Regions from separate parts of the Homo sapiens genome. Here region 2 is linked to region 1. A link is a loop called in an ENCODE intact Hi-C map of the cell type or tissue named here. Cell type or tissue: HCT116. All regions are shown on one strand. Each heading gives the region's core, and the rest is flanking DNA. Links, peaks and the distances in the headings are about the cores only. Region 1 has its middle 600 kb from the start of KIF4B. Region 2 has its middle 34 kb from the start of PPP1R2B.

Evidence for each region. A loop is a pair of places that touch in the nucleus more often than their neighbours do. Peaks named below come from ENCODE experiments on the same cell type or tissue, not always from the same donor. Only the 100,000 strongest peaks of a DNase experiment are listed, where the experiment ranks them.
Region 2: it touches region 1 in a loop (11-fold over the local background); 27 of 110 quality-filtered maps call a loop at or near these places.

The regions. Positions count from the first base shown.
Region 1 is chr5:155,610,109-155,625,623 of GRCh38, forward strand. No RefSeq gene overlaps it. Among named protein-coding and RNA genes, the nearest start is that of KIF4B, 600 kb to the left of the region's middle. In HCT116, for the core only: a CTCF peak has its summit at 6,871 (motif pointing right); a DNase peak (open chromatin) is centred at 6,893.
Region 2 is chr5:156,808,319-156,823,833 of GRCh38, forward strand. It overlaps the pseudogene RNU6-556P. Among named protein-coding and RNA genes, the nearest start is that of PPP1R2B, 34 kb to the right of the region's middle. In HCT116, for the core only: a CTCF peak has its summit at 7,883 (motif pointing left); a DNase peak (open chromatin) is centred at 7,869.

The DNA.
Region 1 (15,515 bases), core at 3,030-11,029:
CAATAACATGCTTCTTTAGCTGCATTAATTCTATATAACTTTTGATTGGGCATTATATTGTTTAGTTAGTAGAAAATTAAAGTAAAACCAAATTCCTAGAAGCCACTCATAGCAAACTGTATTTTTCATCCTGCATCAGATTTGAAGATGTACCTAATAACGTGACATAAGTCTGCAAAGTCCCCAGGACACTATCAATTCATTCTACTGCCTCCCAAATTCATAGCCAGCCAAGATCATCCCAGTAACTACAGAACATAATCATTGTCCTCTTCATTTATACCTTCAATTTGGATCCAACAAAAATTTCTCTTCCCTCATTTCCCATAAAGCCTAAATTGCTGAAAAAGATATTCATGAATATCTGTCTAAACTTTGCAGCTTACTAAGTGATTACATGGGAGGTAGCAGGCTGATAAGATATTGTCCCCACTTTATGGATTAGCACACTGAGTTTCTGGGAAATTGATCTGGCTTGCTTAAGCTGTTGCAACTCTGAAAAAATCACTAGGGCCTGTGAGGGAGGTCCTCTGTCATCAAAGCTTGGGCTCATTCTAGTACTCTATGCTGCTAGATTTCTCTTAAGTGAACTGGAAGCATCTTGGCCTGAATTTGAAAGAAGGCAATCCAAGTTTGACTTGGCTAAGTCATAATTCTGAATCACTGCTCCCGTGCAGGTAATTCAGGATAGGCAAATGTAATACAGGATGGCAGCAGAAATCAGACAGAACTAGGTAGGGGAAGAAAATGGACTCTATAGCGAAGCAAGAAAATAATAATGGCAGTCACTCACTATTTTTTGAGCAGTTACATTATGTTAGGCATGATGTTAAACATATATGTGTCTTATCTCATTAGGTCTTTATAATTACTCTATGTGGTTGATATTATAATTAACTCCAATATATAAATAAGATATTTCAGGCTTAGAGAATTTAAGTAGCTTACCCAAACTTAGATAGCAAGCTGGCAAGCTCTGATCTGTCTGACATCCAAGCCTGTGTTCTTTATCATTCTATTACACTTTCTGATCAGGCAACAGGAGACAGAGGTCATTTCTTAGGCTCCCTATGCACTCTTCAAGGTTTCTCTTGGTATCCCATGCTCCTTTTCAAGTTCTCAGTGATGCACAGGATGGACAGTGATGTCTTCTTTGACCATCTCTCTGGAGGTCCTTATTCAAAGGCATCAGAAGCAGTCCTGGACCTCAAGATGTGCCAAGACATCACAGGGGGTTTTAGGGTTCCCCCAACCCCCTGCCATAGTTTAACATCACAGCACTTACCCTTTATTGTTGCTCAGGGCAACTGGTCAGCCAGTTAATAAACACATCAACTTACTTTGAATTCTTGAGCACAAAGGGAAAGAAGATATAAACACTGACAGATTTACTATGGTCTAATTTAATAAAAATGTCAACAAATAAATGCACATTTAGCTGGGAAATAAATATCAACAATGAGGCAAGCTGACAGTGGAGTAGGTTGTAAGAAATTAACATTAAATAGTTTGGGATGACAGTAACTATAAAAACAAAATTGTACCTTGGAGACATCTTGAAACAATTTAACAAATGTGTGCTTTGAACATGAGAGAAGGCGAGTGAATCAAAACCGTTTTGATATAGGACAAGAGCCCACAGAGCTGTGGAGAGCAATCACTTGCATTCTGTCCCATACATCTGCAAAATGACATTTAGTGCAAACCAAGAACAGTCATCTGAGGATCATTTTCTCAAATTAAATGGGCTCCACACACCAAATGGAACTCTTGTTAAAGAGTTAAAGAAAAAGAATGGAGACATGTCAAAGAGATTTAGAATCCAACCTGATAGAGCTCCTAATGTCCAAAGCTGGAAGAATTTGAACCCAAAATAAGTAACATGGTGTTGGATTATAACACAAGTATAAAATAAATATAATGATTCATGCTGATATAAATAAAAGATTGAGTTAATGAACAAGAAGTAAATAAGAAGGGGAAAAACTTCCTTATAGAAAAATTTCAAATAATATAGGTATATATTATTATTAAGCTCTAGGAAGTAAAGCTTAATCTCTCACCTTCTTTGACTATAGGCTGAACTTGGTGACTTGTATTCAAAGAAAAGAGTATGGAAAGGGGAAAAAATAGTAACTTTGCTGTGGAGAAATCTGGTAAATACCACCATAACAAAATGATCGAGGTTAACATCACCAGCAAAGAGTTATGTTAATATTTTGTACCCCCTGATGTGATATGATGAGAAGGGCACTTCATCTCTGTGGCATTCTTCCCCAGAATCATTACCCTAGTCTAATCGTGAGGAAAGCATCAGACAAACACATACTGAGGGCCACGTTACAAAAATGTAAAACTGACCAGTATTCCTCAAAATGGCCAAGGTCAAGTAAAACAAGGAAAGATTGAGAAACCATTATAGACCAGAGGAGGCTGGGGAGAGACATTACTACTAAATGCAATGTGGCATCCTTGGTTCTCACCAAAGGATGTATAAATTCTCACCAAAAATAAATAAATAAGTAACTTCCCCTTGACGAGATCTGCCTGATCCTTTCCCAGCACAGCTAAAGTAGAATGGCTTGCTGAGTTTGGCAGAACTGCATTTATCTCCTAGAACTGCAACTTACTAGCTGTGTGACCTTGAGACATTACCAAACCTCCCTGAGCCTTGACTGTGGAAAAAAGATAACATGTACTGCAAGGTTATTGCGAGGATCCCAAGCACCTACTACAATATTTGCTGGGATGCAGAAGCGCAATAACTCTTAATCCCTTAAGATATTTATGTGTCCAACAAGTTTTTATTGAGCACCTACTATGTGCCTGCCATGTATTAGGTGTTTGGGTTATATCAATGAATGTTTCCTTCTCTGAATCTTTACATGACAGTGTAGGGAAACAGAAGATTAAGGTGATAAATAGGTAAACTGTATAACATGTTAGGTTGTATATCAAAAAAAGGGCAAAGCGAGTGTGAGAAGGGTAAGTAGGATTTTAGAGAGGAAGATGGAGATAGGCATCATTGATAAGATGATATTTGAGTAGAATTGCCAGATTTAGCAAACAAAAGTGCTGGATACTAGTTAAATTTCAATTTTAGATAAATCACAATTTTTAGTATACATAGTATGTTCAAGATTGCATGTCCATGTCACTATTTATCTGAAATTCAAATTTCAATGGGTGTCCTTTATTTTTATCTAGTAACCCTACAATTTGAGCCAAGACTAGAAGTTCTCTGTGTGTATATCTGCAGGAAAAGAGTTATAGGCAGGGAGAATAGCCCACATAAAAGCCCTAGGGGAAGCTTGAGGAACATCGAGGAGGATAACATGGATGGAGCAGAGTGAGCCAGGGAGGGAGGGACTAGAGGACAGAGAGGCACCCAAGATCCCAAGAGCAGATCGCATGGGGTCTTGTAAGCACTTCTGCTTCTACTCTGAGTGAAATGGGGAGCCATTACAGGGTTTTGCGCAAAGAAGAGGCATAATCTAACATATCCTAGCTGCTGGCTGAGAGTTGACTCTAGGAGGGGCAAATCAGGGACATCAGTAAGGAGTTGTCGCAGTCATTCAGGCAACAGGTGATGGTGGCTCAGACCAGACGAGGGTGGCAGCCATGGCAGTTAGAAGTGGTTAGATTCTAGGTATTTAGAAGGAAGAACCAACAAGATTTCCTATGAGTTGTGAGAGAATGAGAAAAGTCAAAGATAACTGCAAAATTTGTGGCTCAAACAACTGGAAAAATCGAGTTGCCATGATGGGAAAGCTGTGAGTGGAACAGGAATTTGGGTGGGGGCTGGGGCAATGAGGAAGATTGGTAGTTCCATTTTGGATATGTATGGTTTGAGAATTCTGATAGACATCCAAGTAGAGATGTCCAGTAAACATTTGGAATGTGAGTCTGGAGTTCAGGAGAGACATCTGGGATGAAGAAACAAATTCGGGAACATTTTAGCATCTAGATGCCAATGAGACTGGATATCACCAAGGAAGTGACTGTAGAAAGATAAGAGAAACAGGTTTAAGCCCTAGTTTAAATGTTGGTGAGAGGAGAAAGGAACAGCAAATGAGACTGGGGACTGACCAGTGAAATAGAAGAAAAACCAAGACACCATATTGTCCTGAAGGCCAATGAAGAAAATGTATTAAGGAGGAATGAGTTATCAACTGTGTCAAATGCTAACAATAGGTCAAATAAGATATCTATTTATATGTCTGATTTCTAATGGACAATGTTTTTGTTTGACCAGTGAAGAGGGGTCAATGGCAAAAATAGTATTGCCATTGTGCCATCTTGGAAAGTCATGTCTCATTAAATTATAATATGATTCTCCTGGCACTCCCCCTTTCCCTTCTTTCTTTCCCCCCTTGAATACTAGGCTATTGGGAAACACGTTGAGATTCCATATTGTGAAAAATTCTATAAAATAAAGAAGAAAATAGGACCATTTGCTATGGTCTTTTAGCACAAGTACACATTGATAAGCTTTTTCTTTTTCTTGTGGAAGGACTGTGGGTCAGCCCACCAGAGAGCATATGAAGCTTCTGCTTCCTCTCATGAGCTGACTGGCTGGGTAGGTGCTTTCATGGATTCATGGCCAGCCTGTTGTAACATTGCTGGTTCCCCACCCAGGCCCTCACTCTCCAGACAGAGACAAGGTCCTGATGAGTTACCTGGTAGTCTATTCAGAAATCTCCCAGCACCCAGGAGACTGAATTCTCTTGCTCTGAGCCTCCTCAATAGCTATTACACAATATATATATATATATATATATATTTTAAATTTTGGAATAATTTTAGGTTTACAGAAAATTTGCAAATATAACAGAAGGAGTTTCTGTATATGCCTCACCCAGTTACCCCTAGTGTTAGAATCTCACCTTGCCATGGTAAATTTGTCAACATCATTATATACCTTTAACTAAACTCAGGCCTTTATTCAGATTTTACCAGATTTCTCCACTACTGTTCTTTTTCTGGCCCAGGAGAGAACCAAGGATGCCACATTGCATTTAGTAGTAATGTCTCTCCCCAGCCTCCTCTGGTCTATAATGGTTTCTCAATCTTTCCTTGTTTTACTTGACCTTGGCCATTTTGAGGAATACTGGTCAGTTTTACATTTTTGTAACGTGGCCCTCAGTATGTGTTTGTCTGATGCTTTCCTCACGATTAGACTAGGGTAATGATTCTGGGGAAGAATGCCACAGAGATGAAGTGCCCTTCTCATCATATCACATCAGGGGGTACAAAATATTAACATAACTCTTTGCTGGTGATGTTAACCTCGATCATTTTGTTATGGTGGTATTTACCAGATTTCTCCACAGCAAAGTTACTATTTTTTCCCCTTTCCATACTCTTTTCTTTGAATACAAGTCACCAAGTTCAGCCTATAGTCAAAGAAGGTGAGAGATTAAGCTTTACTTCCTAGAGCTTAATAATAATATATACCTATATTATTTGAAATTTTTCTATAAGGAAGTTTTTCCCCTTCTTATTTACTTCTTGTTCATTAACTCAATCTTTTATTTATATCAGCATGAATCATTATATTTATTTTATACTTGTGTTATAATCCAACACCATGTTACTTATTTTGGGTTCAAATTCTTCCAGCTTTGGACATTAGGAGCTCTATCAGGTTGGATTCTGAATCTCTTTGACATGTCTCCATTCTTTTTCTTTTGTTTTAAAAGTAGAAGTACTTTATGTTTATGGATGAACATTTTTTACATGAAATACTGGCACCCATGCTATGTATGGGGGTTTGTTTCCTAAATAAATATGAGTTTTCAATTGAATTCAGCTAGGTTTAGACACAGCCTGAGCTTTAATGCTAGAAAGAACTACTGAGGGAAGCTTCTGGAATCTAATTCTTTGAAGATTTCTCAAAAACAAAAAAGTTTCATACTACCAAAAGTTGCACATAGGGTACTGGTGGTGGGGCCAGAGATAATGTTCTATGATTTCTGAAATTTTTTCTTCTCATTTTATTTTATGCTATTTCCCCCCTTTTAATTGATACATAATAATTGTATATATTCATGGGACACATATGCTATTTTTGATACATATAAGATATAATGATCAAATCTGAGTATTTAGCTTACCCATCACCTCAAACATTTATCATGTATTTGTGTTGGAAACATTTCAAATCTTTTCTTCCAGCTATTTGGAAATAAACTTTAATTCATTATTAACTGTAGTAGTCACCCTACTGTGCTATTCAACACTAGAACTTACTACTGCTTTCTAACTGGTTGCTTGTGTCCATTAGCCAACCTCTCTTCACCACCCCCCTCCACTTCCTAGACTCTGGCAGCCACTACTTCAGTCCCTACTTCCATGAAATCAATTTGTTATCTCCCACATATGAGTGAGACCATGTGATATTTGTCTTTCTTTGCCCAGCCCATCTCACTCAACATATTGACCTCCATCCAGTTCCATCATGCTCCTGCAAACAACAGGGCTCCTTTCTTATGGCTAAACAGTATTCCACTGTGCATATACAAGACAATCTTCAACCGTTCATCCGTCCATGGACATCTAGGCCAACTCCATATCCTGGCCACTGTGAAAAGTGATATAATAAACATGGGGGTGCAGGGTGCAGGCAGTTTTTGTTTTTAGCATATCTTTAAGACACTGCAAGGTGCTCCAGGCTCATCATGTGTTTTCCCTGGAATCATGGGATCAGCCATTTCTCCATGGGGCCGTGCTTCTTTTTTACTGGAAAATCATAGAAAAAGCAAGCAAGATCTGGGCAATGGGTACCCAAAGGCATATTACTGGGTCAAAAATACTCTCCCAGGAGGGCTCATGAACCACCTGCACCACTTGTGTATTACCCAGGGGTTGCCAGCAGGGGTCACCAAGTGACTGGGTTGGGGGTGTGATTGTATTGACAAATTGGGGTTAAGGACACCACCACAATCTTCTGGTTGGAGCCCACCTTACAAGCAGGCAGAAGATACTAGTATGGTTTGAGAGGCAACAGTAAGTCCCCTCTTTCCTCACCATTCCAAAATATCTTCCTTTCCCTTCATAAGATTCCTGAAATTCCTGCATTGGAGTTTTAGCCTTTTAGTCTTTTAAAAATAGCTTCCGATTAAAATAAAACCAGACTTTGATTAAAAATTATCTTTGATTCCCGTTTAAAATGTAGATAAATCACTTGCCTCCAGTGGCCTCAAATTTAATCAGAGTTGGATCATAGTATTCATCTAGAGTTTAGGCTTTGTCCTGCAAGTCGTCAGGGAGCCCTGAATATTTTTGGCATGATCTGCAATGCATTTTTAGGGTGATAATGTTGTGGTTCATATGTATATGTGTGTGTGTGTGGTGTGTATGTACGTAGGTGTGTAAATATGTATATGTATATGTGCCTGACACCTAGTGAGAGCTATAGAGTATTTGCTATAATTAATGTCATTAGTAGTAGTGGTAACAGAACATTCTAACCATAGACGGCTCTCTCCAAACTTCCTGCTGTTAATTTGTGACACAGTGTAAGAACAAGTGTGTATATATACGCACATACTTCCATTGACTTCTCACACCCTATGAGGTTAGTACTATTTTTATTTCATTTTACAGGTGGAAAAATTGGGGCACAGCAGGGAAATGTAACTTGTCCAAGGTCACACAGCTACTAAATGGAAAAGACAAGATTTAAAGCCAGGCAGTCTGGCTCCAGGTTTCTGGTTCTTAACTATGCTCTGTGCTACTCATTTGAATGTCTGTTCTCCTCTGCCTTCTTCAAGAGAATGCTCCCAAAATGCCACCTAGCCTCATCCCTGGCTTTCATGTCTCCAGAATTTCATATTTCAAGATCCTCCCTTACCAAGATTATTTTTCACAGGCTATCCCCAGCATTGCCCTATCCCCATGAGCCCTTAGGGTCTTTCTCATTTTCTTTATCTTCTCTTTCCCCACTTATCACTGCCTTAGTGGTAAATGAGTTGATATGATTAAATACCTTTCTTTTGGGGCAGGGGATGGGAGGGGATATTTTGTTTTCAAAATAAGGCTACTAGTATAACCCAAAGGAATACATTCTAATGACAAAACAGATGTCAATAAAAGACAAGTGATAATAATAATAATCAGCAACTTATCTTGGCTTAATGTAAACACTCAATAAATGCAGCAGTTAGCATTTATTGAGTGACTGCTTTGTGCCTGATATTGTACTAAGTACTTCACGTAGATACTTTCTTTTGATTCACACAGTAATCCTAGGAGTTTAGCACCATTATTATCTCTCTCTACAGAGAGAACTTGAGAAGTTTCCCCAAGGTCACACAGCATGGAAAAGCTGGAATATGATTGACAATGGTGAGTCTGTAAGAGGCTTCACCCTTGAACTTGATAAAGTACTCACTGTAGTATACCTCAAATGATACCACACCCACAGACCCAATTTCATCTAGTTCGGTGCTGTGCAGAAGCTGTTTGTAGAGAAGGAACACTTAGAAATTGTATTTCCTATCTATTATGGATCAGTAGTTCTACAAAATACATTAACAATGAATTATATGATCACATTCTTGGATGTTATGCCCACGTCAACTTGTTATCCAAGTCTCTCAATGGTTTCTCCTAGTTTTAAACTTACCACAGTAGGTTGGTAACCAGCAGGTCATGGACTGGCATCAATCTGTGAATCATTCTCTGAATGGCACTGGTCTAATAGTATCCTTTTCACAAATGTGATTCACTAAATGTATGTCTAGATATAACTGAATTTTTATTTCTTTGTAAAATTTGTGTTAGACTCTTTGTTCCAACTGTTGGTTATTAAACCCATAGACATTAGACATTAGGTAGACCTGGCACCAGACAAACCTGGATTTAAATCTAATCCTGCCTGTTCTACCTGCATGGCTTTGAGTAGCTTAACCTCTCTTAGACTGTTTTATTGTCAATAAAATGAGGATAATAATATTTACCCAGATGGATTATTGTGAGAATCCATTGAGACAGGGATGACTGGTACATGGGAGACACTTAATAGATTTTGTTACCTAGATTTCCCATCCCATTCCACAGACACTAGACTAAAACTAGATCTTCCTGTGGCCATGACAATATGCAAATTGGGCCAGGCATAGTGGCTCACACCTGTAATCCCAACACTATGGGAGGCCAAGGTAGGAGAATCACTTGAACCCAGGAGTTCAAGACCAGCCTGGGCAACATAGGGAGACCCTGTCTCTACAAAAAATTTAGAAATTAGCCAGGTGCAGTGGTGCACACCTGTGGTCCCAGTTGCTTGGGAGGCTGAGGTGGGAGGATTGCTTGAGCCCAGGAGGTTGAGGCTGCAGTGAACTGTGATCATGCCACTGAATTCCAGCCTAGGCAACAAAGTGAGACATTCTCCTCACCGCCACCACCCACCCCCCGACAGAAAAAAGAAAAAGAAAAAAAAAGTAAAAATAAACATGTAAAAAGATGCAAATCTGATATATATGTTGGGTGGCTGGTAGACCTCCATAAATTATTAACAAATGTCCGAATGACTGACCACTCTCCAACCAATTCTGACTGTGGGGGAAATTTTCCATTTACACCACCTCCCCTGAAGACTCAGGAATCAGGGATGGGGACAGCCTGTGTACTTGAAAGGAGAGGCTCTCTTTGAGCAGCAGTTTCCTATGTGGCAAAGCAATTTTATTAGACTTCAGGGGGTCGGGGCTCCTCTGACCCTGCCCGCTCCCTGGAGCCGGCTGCCCCAGGCTTACCCAGGGAGGACACAGCTCTGAGCTGCCACATGGTGGATGAAGATTGATGTCAAAATATTAATTTAGAGTCAGCACTGCTGATGCAAGCTAAACATGTGCTTCTTTTAGCCTGCGGAGTCAATTGGATTGTAATTCTTCTCAGTTCTCAGCTCAGGAGTGGAAGAGTGTGTCGTTCCTGGAGGGGCATGTTGGCAGGTGCCTCTGAGATCTGAAAGGTTAATGCAGACTGCAAGTGGGGGCTATCTTGTTGGGGGATCGCCAGCTAATTTTCTTGAGATTATAGGATCAGGGAAAGGCAGAGCTGGACAGGGTTTTAGGGATCAACCTTTCTTTTAAAATTAGAGGAAAAGGGCTGATTAAGAGGTCAGGCCTTGGAGTCAGGAGGACACAGGTCACCTCCTGGTTGTGCCACTTATGAGCAGTGTGCTGTTAGGCAAGTGACTTTACCTCTCTGAACCTCAGTGTTCTCATCTGTAAAATGGGGATAATAAAAATGTCCACATCATAGATTATGCCTTGTAGACTAGTCTCATACGTACACATATCATTCATTCTTTATTTCTTAAGGTTTCAAATAAAGTCTTTCTCACAAGACTGATTTATGCCTTTATTCATCACCTGTTTTGCGTCTGTAATAGATGCGTGGATTGCAACAGAGAGCAAAAGCTGACATGCTGTCTGTCCCCATGGAGGCTGCAGTTTGGTGGGAGAGACAGACCCTGACTGAGTCATCCCAAGAAACAATGTAAATACAACAATGATATGTTGGCAGAGGAACAGTGTCAGGTACTGTGAAAGGGCATCATGGGGGAATCTGATTTGGTTTAGAAGGCCAAGACAGGCTTTCCTAAAAAAGCAACAGCTGACCTAAGATCTGATGCACCAGTAGAGGTTTAGGCAAACGGGGGAGAGCAGGGCAGTCTCAGCTGAGGGAAGACCCTGCGTTGCGTCTCCGTGGTCCCTGCTGAGAGAAGAGCAGTGTGCACAATGCTGGGGGAAGTGGTAGGTGACGAGGCTGGGGGAGTAGCAGAAGCCAGGCCTGGGGGTGGCCCTGGTCAGGATTGGTTTTGTTCCTCCCAAGAGTAAGTGGGTGACTGAGTTGACTGAAGATCAGTCTGGCAGCAGGGAGGGAGGCAGAGTCTGTGTTCACGAGCCTGTGTTCCCAGGAGTTCTTTTGTCCTAGTCTGAGCCCAGGCTCTGCCCTCTGCTTTTGTTTCCCTTATCTATTGGGTTCACTCTTTCCTCTGTTGTGGCAGCACCGGCCTCCCCTTGGTCTCCAGCCCCGCAGAATCTGACCTGCAATTCTCCTTGCTGCTGTTTCAGCTCTCCCTGGCTCCTTTCCCTCCATCCTTCCTTCTGTCATCAAACGCACCTCTCTTTGCTGTGGCTTCATTGGTCCCTGTAGATGTGTTTTTTCCTCTCTGCCCTCCTGTCATCTTTCCTCTGACCGGTCATCAGAGAGATTTCCTGCTACTGGGGATAAGCGAGTCCTGTGCCAATGAGGACAGCCACCACTCAGTGTGTAATGTTTTAAAATTTTACAAAGCCCTTTTGCGCTTGTTCCTCTAATAGCTCCTCATTATCATCCCATAAAATAGTAGGACAAGAATTATTGTCCCCATTTGCTAGATAAGAAAAGGATTTCAGAAAAGTTGGGAGACTCGAGCTTGCTCACACAGCTGGTGTGTTTTGAGCTGGGAGCCCACCCTGGGTCAGGTTCTGTAACTCCAAACCCCTTGATCTTCTTTGTTTTTTTTTTTTTTTTTAACATGGTATCCTAGGACTTATTATTGTGTCTTTATTTTTAATCAGCTTTATTGATAAGCTGAGCATAAAGTGTATACTCTGAGAAGTTTTGACATAAAAATATACCTGTGAAATCATCATCCCCTAAAGGTTCCCTGTGCCCCTTTGAAATTCCTCCTTCCTGCCACCACACCCCACCCACGGCTCACCAGGTCACCACTGATCTGCATTTTAACACCACGGCTACTTTCCATTTTCTAGAACTGTGTGAAGATGGAATCATATGCTGTTTTTCTGGCTTCTTTTACTCACCATAATTATTTTGAGATTCATCTGTTTTGTTGTGTATCTCACTAGTTGATTCCTCTTTATTGTTGAGTGGTATTCCATTGTGTGGATGTGTGATCATTTGGCTATCCATTCACCTGTTGATAAATATTTGGGTAGTTTCCAGTTTGGGGTGATTACACAGAAAGCTGCTGTGAACATTCATGTATAATATAAGTATTTGAATGATGAATCTTGACTTTCTTGTCTCTTGGATAAAGACCTAGGAGTCACATGGTGGGTATACATTTAACTTTTTTCTTTTTTTTGGAGACAGGGACTTGCTCTTTTGGCCAGGCTGGAGTGCAATGGCAGGATCATGGCTCACTGTAACCTCAAACTGCTGGGCTCAAGCAGTCCTCCTGCTCAGCCTCCCAAGTAGCTGGTACTACAGGTGCATGCAATCACATCCAGCTAATTTTATTTTTGTAGAGACAGGTTTTTGCTGTGTTGCCCAGGCTGGTCTTGAACTTCCTGGCCTCAGACTATCCTCCCCTTTTTGGCCCTCCAAAGCACTGGGATTACAGATATGAGCCACTGCACTCAGCCCATATTTAACTTTTTTAATCAAATGGAGTAAGCATGTTTTCTAAACTGTTCTACAAAGCGTTTTTACTACTTAATCCCACCAGCAGGGTATGAGAATACCAGTTCCTCTACCTGTTTACCAATGCTTGATATGGTCAGTCATGTCTTAGAATTTTAGACATTCTAAGAGGTGTGTAGTAGTATCTCATTGTGGCTTTATTATCATTTCCCAAATAACTAATGACATAGATTTTAAAGTGTTCCTGATTGTTTGCATGGTTTATTACATTCCATTTTAATAATAAACTGCCTCAAGTAAACTAATCTGTGTTGTTAGATTTGTTTTTTATTATAAATAAAGGGAATGACTTTTTAAATGTAAGTTAAATGTATGATGTGATCCCATTATATGCATTCATTGAGAGTGGCATTTATCACACTATACAATGGTTTTTCCTTATGAATTTGCCCCTTCTCCACTAGACAGTGAACACCTCAAGAGAAAGTCTGCATCTTATTTATCTTGATATGTCCCCCATATCCACTATAGTGCCAGGCTGATAGTAGGAATTTCATAAATGTTTTTTGAATTGAATTTATCTGTTTTTCATCAAGAACTAGCCCTGTGGTAGATGCTTTAAAAAATACTTAAAAGGTTGAATGAATGAGTGAATTTTGCATCTGGCACTATGCAACCATGTGATGTTGGATGGCTCTCTTCCTCTTGCGATCCTCAATTTTCCTGTCTCTGACACATTTAGGGTCTTTCTAATGCTAATATTTTATAATTCTAAGCATTTCAGTGTCTCCAGACCCCAGCAACCTATGAGAACAAAATAAGGTCATATTTCTTTTAATGCTCAAATTATACTGACTCTGAATTATAGTCAGATGAGCAGGGAGTCTGATCCTGAGATTTCTCATCCTAAATTTTTGTAAGATGCTCATTCTGAGAATCATCCTGCTATAGATGAGAAAGATGTATTTCACAAGAGGATGTAGAGCTTTGGGGTGACCCCTCTTCACCTTACCTTCCACAGGGTTTGAAAAAACACTGTATTTTGTATTTTCTCACAACTGAAATGAACAACAATAAAAAAACCCTGCTCCAGATCTTTAAGATAGGGATTTAGAAAGGGTTCTTTCCATTCAGATCCACTGAGGACGCTAGGTCAGGAAGGGTATCAGTGTCACCTGAACTAGCCCTCTGTCCATTTGTGCATTCCCTAGCCTAGAATCCAGTCTTCCTCATGGTGAGTGACGGTTCTTTGGGTTTATGGTAATCCTCTGGTAATGGACCTGGTCTCAGCAGAACCAACCCATCCTCCAGCAGACAATTTCTAATAACTTGAAGCCTTGAAGGGTAGATGTCCCATTCCCTTTCCTCCAAAAATTCTCCTGGGTTCTTTCGTAAATTTTTGTGTGCAGATACATTTCTGGGAAAGGGCATCACCTAATTCAGTCTACACCATCATCTAAGCCCTGGCATGGTATTTTTCAAAATAGCCTCCATGGACTGTGCCAGAAGCTCCAAGTTCTTGTTAAGATGTTATGGCTTTACCCCAGAACAAAATCTCTGGAAGAGGACCCCAGGCTTTGCACTTACCGCATTGGGTGTTCATTATGCATATGAGACATTTGAAAACCATGGCCTTAGATACCCTCCACACCTACCACCATACAAAATTGTAATGCTAATAAGTTGCTATAATTTTCCCCCAAAAAAGACCTATGATACTGGAATTTCAACTCTCTAAAGGAATGCTCAAGTGGTTCTACAAGAGAAAAGGAAGCACCTGCAAAGGGTAGATGGATCTTTTTCCATTCACTCATCAACAAGTATTCTTTCAGTGCCTGTAGAACCAGCAGTTGACTTCGTGGTGCTTAAATTCTATCTGGGGAGAGACAGACAAAACAAATGTACATAGAGAAGAAGCAAGATAGCTACAGAGGGACAGTACAGTGAGGGAAATGAAGACAGATGTGGTAAGTAGCTGGGGGAGGAGGAAAGGAGGGCCATGGCAATACCCTCTCCCAGAAGGGTATGTATGAGCTGGGGGCTAAGGCAGATCTGAGAGTGGGGCATTTGGGCTGAGGAAACAGCCGGTGTGATTTCCCTCAGGAAGAAAAAATCTCTTAGCTTCCAAAATAGAATAAGGCTGCTGTGGTGAATGAACGAGAGAGGAAAAGCAGACAGAAGCTTGGTCATGGTAAGGGATGTGGAAGACTGAAAAAAGGCATATGGGGAGAGAGAGAGAGAGAAGAAGAAAGAGGAGTTGGAGGAGGAGAGAGAGAGAAGGAGGAGGAGGAAGAGAAGAAAGGAGAGGAGGGAGAAAGAGGAGGAAGAAGAGAAGGAAGGGAGAGTGGGGAGAAGAAGGGAAAAAGAGAAAGAAATAATTGTGACGAAGGAGGAAAGAAATGAAGAGAGGGAAGAGAAAGAGGGAGAGAAGGAGGGAGAGTTCCTGTCTTTTCAGCAATTATTACGTAAATGAGCAAAGCAGGGAGATAAAAAGTGAGGTTCCCATGTGGGCTGCTTTATGGAAATCGGAAGCACATTCATTATCATGGAAGGTAATTAAGCCAAGAGAGTGAATGTGGGTTCAAAAGTCAACACAGTTTATTTATGGAGACGGAGAGAAGGCAAGGCTCTGGTGACAATCCTGGGAGATGAGATTGAAATAAATGTAAAAAAGGTTGGCACATTGACTGTGTGACCTTATACTGTTCCTAAAATTTAATTTTGTCCAAAGACTCATATTAAATATGGAAAGTCTGTTACTGCTTTAGAGTCGTCTAATATTCTGAACAATGTCCTTGCAACAATCATATCATTTTAGCTGTGTTGCCGTGCTAAAAGCAATATTCATTCCTTCATTTTTTTTTTCTCTTGCCTCAGAAATATTGCAGTAACCACCTTTAATCTTTTGAAAAGTCAGAGCCTTTCAATAAGGAAAAAAATTACTTTTTCTGTTGGAGTGGTGTGGTAAATTATATTTTATTGTAACAATTACATAATTACTTTATTGCAGGCAAACCTGTCCTCACTCAGAGGGTTGCATATTAGAGGCTGTAACTATGTCTACTTCCTTTCCCAACTTCTCAGATGAGAAAGTCAGCCGAGCTTGAGAACGTCAGCATTGATGGTGAATTATAGGGGTG
Region 2 (15,515 bases), core at 3,086-11,085, 1.2 Mb after region 1:
TTAAATGTAAATGGGCTAAATGCCCCAATTAAAAGACACAGACTGGCAAATTGGAGAAAGAGTCAAGACCCATCTGTGTGCTGTATTCAGGAGACCCATCTCACGTGCAGAGACACACGTAGGCTCAAAATAAAGGGATGGAGGAAGATCCACCAAGCAAATGGAAAGCAAAAAAAGCAGGGGTTGCAATCCTAGTCTCTGATAAAACAGACTTTAAACCACCAAAGATCAAGAGACAAACAAGGCCATTACATAATGGTAAAGTGATCAAGTCAACAAGAAGAGCTAACTATCCTAAATATATATGCACCCAATACAGGAGCACCCAGATTCATAAAGCAAGTCCTTAGAGACCTACAAAGGGACTTAGACTCCCACACAATAATTATAGGAGACTTTAACACCCCACTGTCAATATTAGACAGATCAAGGAGACAGAAGGTTAACAAGGATACACAGGACCTGAACTCAGCTCTGCAACAAGCAGACCTAATAGAAATCTACAGAACTCTCCACCCCAAATCAACAGAATATACACTCTTCTCAGCACCACATCACACTTATTCTAAAATTGACCACATAATTGGAAGTAAAGCACTCCTCAGCAAATGTAAAATAATAGAAATCACAACAAACTGTCTCTCAGACCACAGTGCAATCAAATTAGAACTCAGGATTAAGAAATTCACTCAAAACGGTACAACTACATGGAAACTGAACACCTTGTTCCTGAATGACTACTGGGTAAATAACGAAATGAAGGCAGAAATAAAAGATGTTCTTTGAAACCAATGAGAACAAAGACACAACGTACCAGAATCTCTGGGGCACATTTAAAGTAGTGTGTAGAGGGAAATTTATAGCACTAAATGCCCACAAGAGAAAACAGGAAAGATCTAAAATTGACACCCTAACATCACAATTAAAAGAACTAGAGAAGCAAGAGCAAACACATTCAAAAGCTAGCAGAAGGCAAGAAATAACTAAGATCAGAACAGAACTGAAAGAGAGGGAGACACAAAAAACCCTTCAAAAAAATCAATGAATCTAGGAGCTGTTTTTTTGAAAAGATCAATGAAATTGATAGACTGTTAGCAAGACTAATAAAGAAGAAAAGAGAGAAGAATAGATGCAATAAATGATAAAGGGGTATCACCACCAATCCCACAGAAATACAAACTACCATCAGAGAATTCTATAAATGCTTCTATGCAAATAAACTAGAAAATCTAGAAGAAATGAATAAATTCCTGGACACATACACCTTCCCAAGACTAAACCAGGAAGAAGTTGAATCTCTGAATAGACCAATAACAGGCTCTGAAACTGAGGCAACAATTAATAGCCTACCAACCAAAAAAACTCCAGGACCAGATGGATTCACAGCCAAATTCTACCAGAGGTACAAAGAGGAACTGGTACCATTCCTTCTGAAACTATTCCAGTGAACAGAAAAAGAGGGAATCTTCTCTAACTCATTTTATGAGGCCAACATCATCCTGATACCAAAGCCTGGCAGAGACACAACAAAAAAAGAGAATTTTAGATGAATATCCCTGATGAACATGGATGTGGAAATCCTCAATAAAATACTGGCAAACCAAATCCAGCAGCACATCAAAAAGCTTATCCACCATGATCAAGTGGGCTTCATCCCTGGGATGCAGGGCTGGTTCAACATACCCAAATCAATAAATATAATCCATCACATAAAAAGAACCAATGACAAAAACCAAATGATTATCTCAATAGATGCAGGAAAGGCATTCAACAAAATTCAACAGTACTTCATGCTAGAAACTCTCAATAGGCCAGGCGTGGTGGCTCATGCTTGTAATCCCAGCACTTTGGGAGGCCAAGGCAGGCAAATCACGAGGTCAGGAGTTTGAAACAATCCTGGCTAAAACGGTGAAACCCCTTCTATACCAAAAATACAAAATATTAGCCGGGCACGGTGGCGGGCAACTGTAGTCCCAGCTACTTGGGAGGCTGATGCAGGAGAATGGTGTGAACCCAGGAGGCGGAGCTTACGGTGAGCTGAGATTGCACCACTGCACTCCAGCCTGGGTGACAGAGTGAGACTCCATCTCAAAAAAAAAAAACCTCTCAATAAACTAGGTATTGATGGAATGTATCTCAAAATAATAAGAGTTATTTTTTACAAACTCACAGCCAATATCATACTGAATGGGCAAAAACTGGAAGCATTCCCTTTGAAAACTGGCACAAAATTGGGATGCCCTCTCTCACCACTCCTATTCAACATAGTGCTGGAAGTTCTGGCCAAGGCAATCAGGCAGGAGAAAGAAATAAAGGGTATTCAATTAGGAAAAGAGGAAGTCAAATTGTCCCTGTTTGCAGATGACATGATTGTATACTTAGAAAACCCCATCGTCTCAGCCCAAAATCCCCCTAAGCTGATAAGCAACTTCAGCAAAGTCTCAGGATACAAAATCAATGTGCAAAAATCACAAGCATTCCTATACACCATTAACAGACAAACAGAGAGCCAAACCGTGAGTGAACTCCCATTCACAATTGCTCCAAAGAGAATAAAATACCTAAGAAAGCAACTTACAAGGGATGTGAAGGACCTCTTCAAGGAGAACTACAAACCACTGCTCAATGAAATAAAATAGGACACAAACAAACGGAAGAATATTCCATGCTCATGGATAGGAAGAAGCAATATCATGAAAATGTCCATAGTACCTAACGTAATTTATAGATTCAATGCCATCCCCATTAAGCTACCAATGACTTTCTTCACAGAATTGGAAAAAACTACTTTAAAGTTCATAGGGAACTAAAATAGAGCCCGCATTGCCAAGATAATCCTAAGCAAAAAGAACAAAGCTGGAGGCATTATGCTACCTGACTTCAAACTATACTTCAAGGCTACAGTAGCCAAAACAGCATGGTACTGGTACCAAAACAGAGAGATAGACCAATGTAACAGAATAGAGGCCACGGAAATAACACCACACATCTACAACCATCTGATCTTTGACAAACCTGACAAAAACAAGAAATGGGGAAAGGATTCCCTATTTTATTAATGGTGCTGGGAAAACTGGCTAGCTATAGTAGAAAGCTGAAACTGGATCCCTTCCTTACACCTTATACAAAAATTAATTCAAGATGGATTAAAGACTTAAATGTTAGACCTAAAACCATAAAAACCCTAGAAGAAAACCTAGGCATTACCATTCAGCACATAGGCTTGGGCAAGGACTTCATGACTGAAACACCGAAAGCAATGGCAACAAAAGCCAAAATAGACAAATGCGATCTAATTAAACTAAGAGCTTCTGCACAGCAAAAGAAACTACCATCAGAGTGAACAGGCAACCTACAGAATGGGAGAAAATGTTTGCAATCTACCCATCTGACAAAGGGCTAATATCCAGAATCTACAAAGAAGTCAAACAAATTTACAAGAAAAAAACAAACAACCCCATCAAAAAGTGGGCAAAGGATATGAACAGACATTTTTCAAAAGAAGACATTTATACAGCCAGGAGACACATGAAAAAATGCTCATCATCACTGGTCATCAGAGAAATGCAAATCAAAACCACAATGAGATACTATCTCACCCCCGTTAGAATGGCGATCATTAAAAAGTCAGGAAACAACAGATGCTGGAGAGGACATGGAGAAATAGGAACCCTTTTACACTGTTGGTGGGAGTGTAAATTTGTTCAACCATTGTGGAAGACAGTGTGGTGATTCCTCAAAGATCCAGAACTAGAAATACCATTTGACCCAGGAATCCCATTACTGGGTATCTACCCAAAGGATTATAAATCATGCTACTATAAAGACACATGCACATGTGTGTTTATTGCAACTTAAAACCTAGATGACAGGTTGATAGGCACAGCAAACCACCATGGCACATGTATACCTATGTAACAAAACCTGCACATTCTGCACATGTATCCCAGAACTTAAAGTATAATTGTTTAAAAAATTATATATATATATATTTAAAAGTTAAAAAATAAAATAGAAGACAGTATTAGCAATAGCAAAGAAAATAGCAAAAAAAAAAACAAACAAAAACCCAAATGTCCATCAATGATAGAGTGGATTAAGAAAATGTGGCACATATACACTGTGGAATACTATGCAGCCACATAAAAGGATGAGTTCATGTCCTTTGCAGGGACATGGATGAAGCTGGAAACCATCATTCTCAGCAAATTATACAAGGACAGAAAACCAAAGGCTGCATGTTCTCACTCATCGGTGGGAACTGAACAATGAGATCACTTGGACACAGGGTGGGGAACATCACATACTGGGGCCTGTCGGGGGTTAGGGGGCTAGGGGAGGGATAACATTAGGAGAAACACCTAATGTAAATGAGTTTATGGGTGCAGCAAACCAACCTGGCACATGTATACCTATGTATCAAACCTGCACAGTGTGCACATGTACCCTAGAACCTAAAGTATAATAATAAAAAAAATTTAATAAAGAAAAAAAGAAAAATAAAAAGATGTATTTTTGAACAATCCAATTAACCAATTTGCCCTAACTGGTATGTATATAGAACACTATACCAAACAGCTGCAGAACACACATTCTTTTCAAATGCACATGATACATTTACCAAAATGGGCCATGAAGCCAGAATCAGTACTCTGACCATAGTGGAACTAAGTTAGAAATCAGTAACCAAGAGATAAACAGAAAATCACCAAATGTTTATAAATTAAGGAATTGTTTTCTAAATTACCCTGAAGTCAGAGAAGAAATAACAGAGCAAATTAGAAAATATTTTGAACTGAGTATAGCTATCAGAATTTGTGCAATGTAGATAAAATAGTGCTGACAGAGAAATTTATAAAATCAAACACACACTTTGGAAAAAAACTGAAAAAATTATTTAATAATCTCCTAAAAAGCTAAAAAAGTACAATAAATTACATGCGAAAAAGTAGAAGGAAATGTTAAAGAGGAAAAAAATAAAAAACATACAATTTAAAAATTGGTATTTTTGGAGATTAATAAAACAGATAAACACCTATCAAGATTCATTAAAAGAAATGTGAGAAAACTATACTTAAAATTTTCAGAAATTAAAAAGGGACATCATTAGAGATCTTAAAATATTTAAAAGTTAAGAACTTCCAGCCTTCAGATAATATGTAGAAGGTCTTGATGGACCATTTCTCCCACTAGATAAACCACAAAAATTACTGGATCAGCTTGCCCATCTCCCCCATATTTAAGAGATTGGAGGGTTGCAGATCAAAAATGATCCAAAATTCAATTACAGGGGAGGATAAGGTATTTCTAGCTGAGCAGGTATCAGTGGCGAAATTCTCTTCTGCTGAATTTCCACAGGGGCTGGTGGAAGACTGGGCTTATCACAGTCTCTGGAACTCTGCTATGATACAGGAAAGCCTGCAGACCTTGTGGGCTAGTATAAATGGATTGAAGTCTGTAGGAGTTTCAAATGCAAAGAACTTGTTCTTCTTACCTGCTGAGTTTTCCCCCATGAAACTTTTGGTGAGTGTGTGGAAATGGTATGAAAATGGAACTGGAAAAGCAGAGAGAGAGAACTCTGTAGTCTTCTGGTGATTAGATCCCAAGGTCCTACTAGAGAGAGTAGTTTATAATATATACAGTACAGACCCAGTTAGCCCTAAATACATGTGAAAACACAGGTGAAATAAAGCTTACTAAAGCTGTATCCCAGCCACAAATCAGCTCAAATTCTTTCTGGATTATAAAGATTGACCCATTTCCCTAACTTACAGACAAAAGAACACACCCTCCCTTTTAGAAGATAGTATTGTGCTCACTTTGGCAGCACATATACTAAAATTTGAACAAGACACAGAAGATTACCATGGCCCCTGCACAAGGATGACACAAACTCATGAAGCCTTTCATATTTTAAAAATAGAGTTCATGTCCTTTGCAGGGACATGGATGAAGCTGGAAGCCATCATTCTCAGCAAACTAACACAGGAACAGAAAACCAAACACCGCATGTTCTCACTCATAAGTGGGAGTTGAACAATGAGAACACATGGACACAGAGATGGGAACATCATAGACCAGGGCCTATCGCCAGGGGGTTGGAGGCAAGGGGAGGGAGAGCATTAGGACAAATACCTAATGCGTGCAGGGCTTAAAACCTAGATGACGGGTTCATAGGCACAGCAAACTACCATGGCACATGTATACCTATGTAACAAACCTGTACATTCTACACATGTATCCCAGAACTTAAAGTATAATTTTTTAAAAAATTATATATATATATATATTTAAAAGTTAAAAAAGAATAAGATAGAAGACAGTATTTATACCAAGGGCTGTAGGGTTTTATTTTTAATTATACAATTTCTGGCAGGCAATAAACAGCTATGAAATAAGTGAAGAAGCGGGATGTACTCCTAATTAAAAGGAAAAAAAACTGAACAGTAGCAGATCCACTAATGGTTCAAATATCGGAATAAGCAAAGACTTTAAAATAACTATTGAAATATATTAAAGAAATTTGAGGATAAGATTGACAAAATGGATAAAAAGAATGACAATTTCAAAAGATAAAACTGCTAAAATAGAACAAAGTGAAAATTCCAGAACTGAAAAAAAAAATCTACTGTGCATGAAATTAAAAATGTATTTATAGAGCTAAAGCAGAATGGACACAGCAGAGAAAACAGCATCAGTCATTTTATCCAGGTCATCACAAACTGGTTGAAAATCAAAAATATAGGAAAAATTTTAAGATGCACACATAAAATAAATTATTAAATGTAGACATAGAAAATAGATTATATTTAGCAGAACAACAATGAAAATCATGGCTGACTTTCATCAGAAAACAATGGGTGACAGCTGGGTATAATGGTGTGCACCTGTAGTTCCAGCTACCTGGGAGGCTGAGGCAGGAGAATTGCTTGAGCTGAAGAATTCACGTCCAGTCTGAGCAACATAGCAAGATCCTGTCTCAAAAAAAAAAAAAAAAAAGAGAGAAACAATAGAAGACAAAAGACAATGGAATTGACATCTTCAAAGTGCTGAAAGAAAGAAAAACAGAATTCTATAAATGAAGTGCATATAGAGATGTTTAAAAAAACAAAAGGTGAGAAAATATGTCACCAGCTTTTGAAGCTAAAAGAAAATAACTCAAGATGAAAGCAAAGATCTGCAGGAAGGAATGAACAATGTCAAAAAAGGTCAAATATGTGCATAAACATAAAAGAATACTTTAAATTTTCAAAATTATTGACTATTAGAAACCACAGGCCAGGCACAGTGGCTCACACCTGTAATCTTATCATTTTAGGAGGTCGACGCAGGTGGATTGCTTGAGCTCAGTAGTTCAAGATCAGCCTGAGAAACATGGTGAAACCCCATCTGTATGAAAAATACAAAAATTAACTGGGTGTGGTGGTGCACACCTGTAGTCCGAGCTACTCAGGATGCTGAGGTGAGAGGATGGCTTGAGCCTGGGAGATGGAGGTTGCAGTGAGCTGAGATTGTGCCAGTGCACTCCAGCTTGGGCAACAGAGCAAGAACCTGTCTCAAAACAAAAAAACAAAAACAAAAACAAACAAAAAAGCCAAAGCAAAACACAATAAAGTTTAGTGGTTTATAATATAGACAGAAATAAAATATGTGACATCAATAGCACAACGAACTAGAGAGAGATTAGTGGAATTTTTTGTGCAAAGTTTTTACATTGTTTGCAAAGAAGCGAAATACTAATTGATTCTTGTGATAAATTGGGGTGTTAAGTTGAGGATGCATACAGTAATCACTACAGCAGTTGTTTTCAACCTTTGGTAATTCCCCTACCCAGGCCCCAGCCAAGGAACCCTGTCACAACTGGAGTGGGAGGACAGTTGCTACTGCCATCTGCTGGGAAGAGGCTTTGTTTTTATGAAAATTTTGTAGATGAGGAAACAGACTCCTAGAAGTTAAGTAAGTTTCTCTAACACTACCTTTGATAAGGTGAATAGTGGCTCCCCAAAGATGTCCCCGTTCTAATCCCCAGAATCTGTGAATATGTTACATCACATGGGTAAACGGTTTGCAGATGTGTTAAGGATCTCGAGATGGGAAGATTATTCTGGATTATCCTAGTGCGTCAAATGTAATCACAAGAGCTTTTATAAGAGGAAGGCGGTTGGGTCAGAGTCAGAGAAGACACATTATGATGAAAGAAGAGGTGACAGAAGGAAGGGGGATAGGTAGACAGACTGAGAATGAATGAAAATGCTACATTTCCAGCTTTGAAGATGGAGGAAGGCACCTTAAGCCAAGGGATGGAGGCACCGTCTAGAAGCTGGAAAAGGTAAGGAAATGGATTTTTCCCTAGAGCCTCATGAGGTAGCACAGCCCTGCTGATACCTTGACCTCAGCCCATTAAAAACCATTTCAGACTTTTGACACAAAGAACTGTAAGGTAATAAAACTGTATTTTCAAACCACTAAGTTTATGATAATTCATTATAGCAGTAATGGGAAATTAGTATAGATATCCAACTAGGATTTGCTTCTAGATTTTTCAGTCTATGCCTTTAATCACAAGATGGACATAGCTACCATAATGGGAAGAAAAGCTAAAGCATTTTTCAGAATGTTTTTGCCCTGCAGATATCTCTGATATTGCCTAACTGATCATGGTGTTCCTAAAATTGAAATAGACAGGCAACCTACTAAAGCCTTATTTGATTTGTGGAAGTGTTACCTACAGTGGAAAGAATCCAGCAACCAACAGACTCCTCATAACATGAGAGCTTCCTAAATAATCTTAAATTTAAAATATATATACACATATATGTGTATATATACATGTATATATATACATGTATATAGATGTATATATACATATACGTATATTTATGTGTGTGTGTATATATACACACACACGTGTCAAAAGAAAAACTTCAGCCGAGTTAAATTTAAAGGAGTTTAATTGAGCAATGAATGATTTGCAAATCGGGCAGCCCCCAGAATCACCGAAGATTCAGAGAGACTCCAGTGCAGCCACATGGTGGAAGATTTATGGACAGCAAAAGGAAAGTGATATACAGAAAATGGAAGTGAGATACAGAAACAACTGGTTTGGTTACAGCTCCGTGTTTGCCTTGTTTGAACATGGTTCAAATAACGTTGGCTACATTTGATTGGCTGAAACTCAGCGATTGGTACAGTTGTGTGTTATGGTTGGTTTATACCTCCACTTGTTATAGTTCATGACGTACAGAAAAATCTTTAGGCTGAACTTAAATATGTAAGGAGGCAGCTTTAGGCTAAACTTGATTTAATACATGCATACATGTACAAATATACATACGTGCATGTATATATATGATATACACATATTCTATGGATATTTATATAGATAGGCTTACAGATATTCACATATATATGTGTGTATGTAGTGTGTGTGTGTGTTTCCGTGTATATGAGCAAAATGTCTTGAAAAAATACAGAAACTGTTTAGAAAGTTACATCCGAGAAGGGGAACTGAGATCCTAGAGGATAAAGGTGGGAGTTTATTGTTTTGGTTAGATATCCTTTTGTACTTTTTAAATGTTGACCCATGTAAGTATATCGCTGATTTTTTTTTTAAATACACACATAAAATTTAAAAAAAATAAAGAATTCTATTATACTATTGGGGCTAAAATGATACCCCAAAATGAAAGCTTCAGAAGCAGCCCAGAAGCTTCTCTTCCAAAAGTTTCTCTCTGACGTTCTCTTGGCCTGCTATCTCTGACCCCTCAATTCTATCCTGAGGCTAGCAATAGAAGCTAGAATCTCTCCTCCCCCAAGGTGGATCAAAAAACCAGAACCACTTTTCCCCAAAGCCAGCCATAGGACCTAAAAATATTGCTCAAACTTTTCCCCCACCTTTCTGTGTAATAATTGACCATACAGAAATTATCTGATCTATCTTGTTTGATTATAGATTGTAAGACCTCCATTCCAGAGAGTGTCCTGCCCCATACTGAGAAGGAAGGAATGCTGCTCAGAGAGGCCAAGAAGAATCTAGACAGACAGGCCTTGCTCGGTTTCCCCACTCCGTCTATTAGCATTAGATCTCACACTTTTTGTTCAATCCTATTTCCACACGGCCGTCCATAGTTTGTTGAACCTAAGCATAAAAATGGACAATTTCCCCTGTATCTTTGGGTCTTCATTCTTTAGGCTCCCATGCACATTAATTCATTTGTATGCCTTTTTTTCCATGAATCTGCCTTTCGTTGGTTGATTATCAGCGAACCTTTGGAGGGCGAAGAAGTTTGCCCTTTGCCTTTGTAATACCTCCATCAGCAAGAGCCAAGAGAGATTCCATGTGTTTTTCCCCAAGACCCTCAACCATTTCCCCAACCCAACCTTCACTGCCTTTCCTTCACTCTCTGCCTTGAGACAGTGAGGCCTAATCACTCTATGCCTTTCATTCCTGTTTCCAGAGGAAGCTCAGACCCTAGGGGAGCCCCCATTTTCCATGGCTCTCTGCACCAGTATAATACCTTCCCCTGCCTCCTCACCTTCCTTCCTTGCTTTATCTTCTCCATAGCATTGACCACTAATCTGGTATTCTATACCTTACTTCCTTATCTGGATCATCACCTGTATCCCTCTAATACAAACTGAGCTCTATCAGGGCAAGGATTCTTGTCTGCCTTGTTCACTCCTGTAGCCAAAGCAGGAGTAAGAGTGCCTGGACATACTAGGCTCCCAATGAACACTTAATAACAGAGGAAGAGAGGCAGTGAGTGATCATTGAGTACTACGCTGGGAACCACAGCTTTGCTGGCACTAAAATGAAGAAGAGATGAACAGAGGGAGGTGTATTTCCTATGGCCACCCATCCATCTGCCTGGCAGGGACTAGGTGGAAAGAAGAAACTGCTGTCAAGGCATGTCCCGTTATATGTCAGATCCCTCCACACACTACCACCTTGCAGCAAGAAAAACGCCTGGAAGCCAACTAGACAAGTGGCAGGGTTTGAAGGATAAGAGCCCCTATGGCTGGGAAACTGCTGATGTGAGAAAGAAAGCATAATTATACTCACATTTGCAACAGGTAATGGAGCACCATGAGCAACTTAAATACTGACATTTTATTATAGCCTTAAGAGAGAACATAAAAACCTTCAGAAAGAATAACTAAATGTGGCATTTGGTATTTGCCACATCATTTGTGTTAATCATAGAACATTTCTCAGGGGAGGAGCCCCTAACATTTCTTATATGTAAATATATACTTCATATATAAGTGTCTTTATGAGAATATCATCTGTGAAAAGCAAATCATCCAACAAATATTTACTGAGCAGTCTTCTGTGCACCAGGCACTGTGCTAGTCCCTGGGAAAATGACTCACAATAAGATGATGCCCTTATGAAACTTACGTTCTAATAAAGAAGCCCAGCACTAAACAAGACACCCAAACCACAAAGACAGTCATTTCAGACAGTGACTTGTGATGCAAAAGAAACAAATTTGGGGGTCTGGAGATTCCTACTTGAGGATGGGCATGGAGGAAGGCAGAGCAGACACCACTGGGGCCTCCTTGTCCCTCTGACGTCCCTTGGCCATGCACGGCAGCTGCTTGCTCCTCACAATGTGATCCTCAGAACATCAGCAAGGGCATCATCTGGGAGCTTCTAAGAGCCGCAGCATCTCAGGCCTCCTAACAGAACTCTTTAACCAATCTGCATTTTAACAAGATCCCCAGGGTTTGTGAGCACACTAAAGTTTGAAAACTACTCTTCAGGACTGTTTCTAACTGCCCGTATTTGCATATTCCCACTGCTCTTTCTGCATAACGAGGAGCAATCAGAAGTGCTCTCTCCCTCCCCAAGGATCCAGTACCAGTGGAGGGGGTATGTAAATGTTCAAGTCCCTCAGCACTCATAGGGGTAACCCAGAGGCAGCATTTTATGCCTTTCCCAGAGCTTCCCACAGGATGAAGCTTGGTGGCCTGCGGTGGTGGCTGGTGCCTCTTGCCACTGATTTCCCCTGCTACTGCCTTCTGTGCCTCCCAAGCCACCTGCTGCCATCTGCTTGCTTGTCTCAGGGTGCTCCGAGGGGAACGTGAGTAAGACAGGGGCCTCTCTGAAGATGTGAGCTGAGAACTGAAGAATGAAAGAAGCCACCTGGTGAAGAGCTAGGAGAGGGAACAGTCAGTGGAAAGGCGCTGAGGCTGGGAAAAACTGCAGTGCTCAAGGACCAGAATGGAGATCAGAGGCAGGAGCACAGTGGGGAGTCCTGTTGGGGGTGGATACAGAAGTGCAAGAGTAGAGAAGGGAAGAGTAGACATTGATTGCACTAATGCAGTGAGGTGATTGTGGCTTAGACATGTCAGTTGGGAGCACAAGGACCAGAGGCAGGTGGAAGAATGTTGACCTGTTGTAAAGCCAGAGGTGAAAAACAAACTGTGCAAAATATTCACACACACTCAGCAAGCTTTGGATGACTGCGTAAAATTAAACAAACCCTCCAGTCGTACCTGTCTCTATACTAGGGATGCATAAGCTAATGGCTACACCCCAAAAGTCTGTTCCTTAGGTTAAAATGCCCAGCACTCAGTAACATTTCCTTCTCTAAAAATCTAGAAAATGTTCGAAGAGAAGTTAACTGTTAGGGCTCAGAAAACAACACTTCAAAATGAAGGCCCCAGAAGTAAAAGGTTTTCTTCTGACCTTCTTCTGCTCTTCTGTCTCTCAGTCCCATTCTCCCCTGAGGCTAGCCATAGGCACTAGAATCCCTCTTCCCAAGGCTGGTCATAGAAACCAGAACCCTCTTTTATTCCCTGAAGACAACCATAAAGCCTAAAAATATCACTCTATTTTTCCTCTGCCTTTCTGTGCAAAAACTGGCCGTAAAGACATGATCTGGCCTACCTTGTTTGACTGTAGGTCATATAACCCCATTCCACAGGGGGTTCCACCCCGTACCCAGAAGGACGGAATGCTGCACAGACAGAATCTGATAGACAAGAATCTAGACAAACAGGCCTTGCTGGGTTTCCCCACTCTATTAGCAGTAGATTATACATTTTTGTCCAATCCTATTTCCACACGGCTGTCCATACTTTGTTGAACCTAAGCATAAAAATGGACAGTTGGCCAGGCATGGTGATTCATGCCTGTAATCCCAGCACTTTGGAAGGCTGAGACGGGTGGATCACGAGGTCAGGAGATCGAGACCATCCTGGCTAACATGGTGAAACCCCGTCTCTACTAAATATACAAAAAATTAGCCAGGCGTGGTGGTGGGCGCCTATAGTCCCAGCTACTTGGGAGGCTGAGGCAGGAGAATGGTGTGAACCCGGGAGGCGGAGCTTGCAGTGCGCCAAGATCACGCCACCGCATTCCAGCCTGGGGGACAAAGCGAGACTCCGAAAAAAAAAGCGAGACTCTGAAAAAAAAAAAAAAAAAAAAAAAAAAAAAGGACAGTTTCCCCTGTATCCTGGGTCTTCATTCTGCAGGCTTCTGTGTATACCCATTAAGTAAATATGTATGCGTTTTCTTCAATAAATCTGCCCTTTAGCTGGGCACAGAGGCTTACGCCTGTAATCCCAACACTTTGGGAGGCTGAGGCAAGAGCCCAGGAGTTTGAGACCAACCTGGGCAACATAGGGAGACCCTAGTTCTACATAAATTAATTTTAAAAAAATAGCCAGCATGGTGGTATGTGCCTGTGGTTCCAGATACTCATGAGACTGAGGCTGCAGTGAGCTGTGATCACACCACTGTACTCTAGCCTGGGCAATAGAGCCTGGGCAACATAGCGAGATCCTATCTCAAAAAGGAAAAGAAATGCGTTAAAAAAATTAATCTGCCTTTTGTGAGCTGCTTTTTCAGCAAAACTTCAGAGGGCCAAGGGAACACAACAATAACTACACAACAATGACTAAGATAGACATGAACTCGCTTCCTGGCTTTTGTGTTCCTTAATTTAGACTAATTTTCATTCATTTAACAAACATGTATTAGGTAGCACCTGTTGGCAGGACCTGTGGATTCCAAGATGGGCCAGATAAGGTTACAGTGGGGAGCAGCCCCAGCTATTATAATTCCACATGATAAGTGTGATAAACACACTATGAACAAAGGGGTATGCAACTACTGAAAGAAGTATCCAACCCTTTTATTGGGAGTTGGAGAAAGCTTAACAGAAAAGGCAAAATAAAACTGGCATTTGAGTTGGATTTAAAGAGTGAGTAAAAGTTTGTTAGTCAAGGAAGAGGAAAAATAGCAGTTATCTGAGGAAAAGTTCAGTAGGGCTGGAGTATTCAAGCAACAGGCAGTGAGTAGGGGAGCTGTGCGTGGCAGAGCTTTCCTAACTTCAGGACTGTTTCTTTTGCTGTTGTTTTTTTTTTTTTTTTTTTTTTTTTCTGAGACTGTTTCTCTCTTTTCGCTCAGGCCAGAGTGCAATGGCACGATCTCGGCTCACTGCAACCTCCACCTCCCGGGTTCAAGGGATACTCCTGCCTCAGCCTCCCGAGCAGCTGGGATTACAGGCATGTGCCACCACGCCAGGCTAATTTTGTATTTTTAGTGGAGATGCGGTTTCTCCATGTTGATCAGAGTGGTCTCGAACTCCCGACCTCAAGTGATCTTTAGGAGACATAATTCTTCCTAACTGTATTTAACTACAGACAGTATCATTTAATGTTTTTAATCAAAAATGAAACCAGTAGATTACCTCCAGATAAGAAAAATAACACCAATTCATGTTATAATGTCACTTGCATGCCAAACCCAGGCATCAGGAGTAAATAACTAAAATAATTTTATAAGAAAAGGCTATCAATATGGTTAGATTGGTGTTTTACAAAGATAATGCTAAAAGCAGAGATGGTTAGCTTGCACTATGAAAGCTATAATAACAGAATTAAAGAAAATCCCATAATTTCTGCCAAGATTACATTCCAATCTTAAGAAACCCTCCCTGTCAAGTTCTTCAGTGCATCTCACTTAAGTCTTTCTTGCTGCAAATTAAGCCCATGTACCATCCCTGCATCCTCCTTTATAATTAACATTATTCATTCTGCAGATTATAACAGATCATTTTCCTCCTTCCTAACTCTAGAAGAACTCTTACTAAATAAAATACACCAGAGAAACACAGTGGGTGAACTATCAGATGACTTTCAAACTTAAATGTTAAAAAACAAAAGAAAAAAAAATGACCAATTTGCCTTTCTGTGCATTTGTTGGAGAGTCTATTCCTTCCTAGATAGGAATATTCTTCTCCCAGAGTCAACTTCTTCCTTCATATGACTATTTTTTCTCCTGAACGCTATTGTCTGTGAATATTTGCACAAAACAGACTGTGTTGTCCAATGACAGAACGGCATGTTCTTCCTCACTAACCCCCCCTCCGAGATCAGGAATCCAAAGTGCTTTGCCATCAGCTACATGACCTTGAATAAATGACTGCTCCATCTGTACCTCACTTTCCTAAGTGTCAAATCAAAGTGTCTAGAGTAGGCCATCTCCAAAGCCTGTCCTGTGG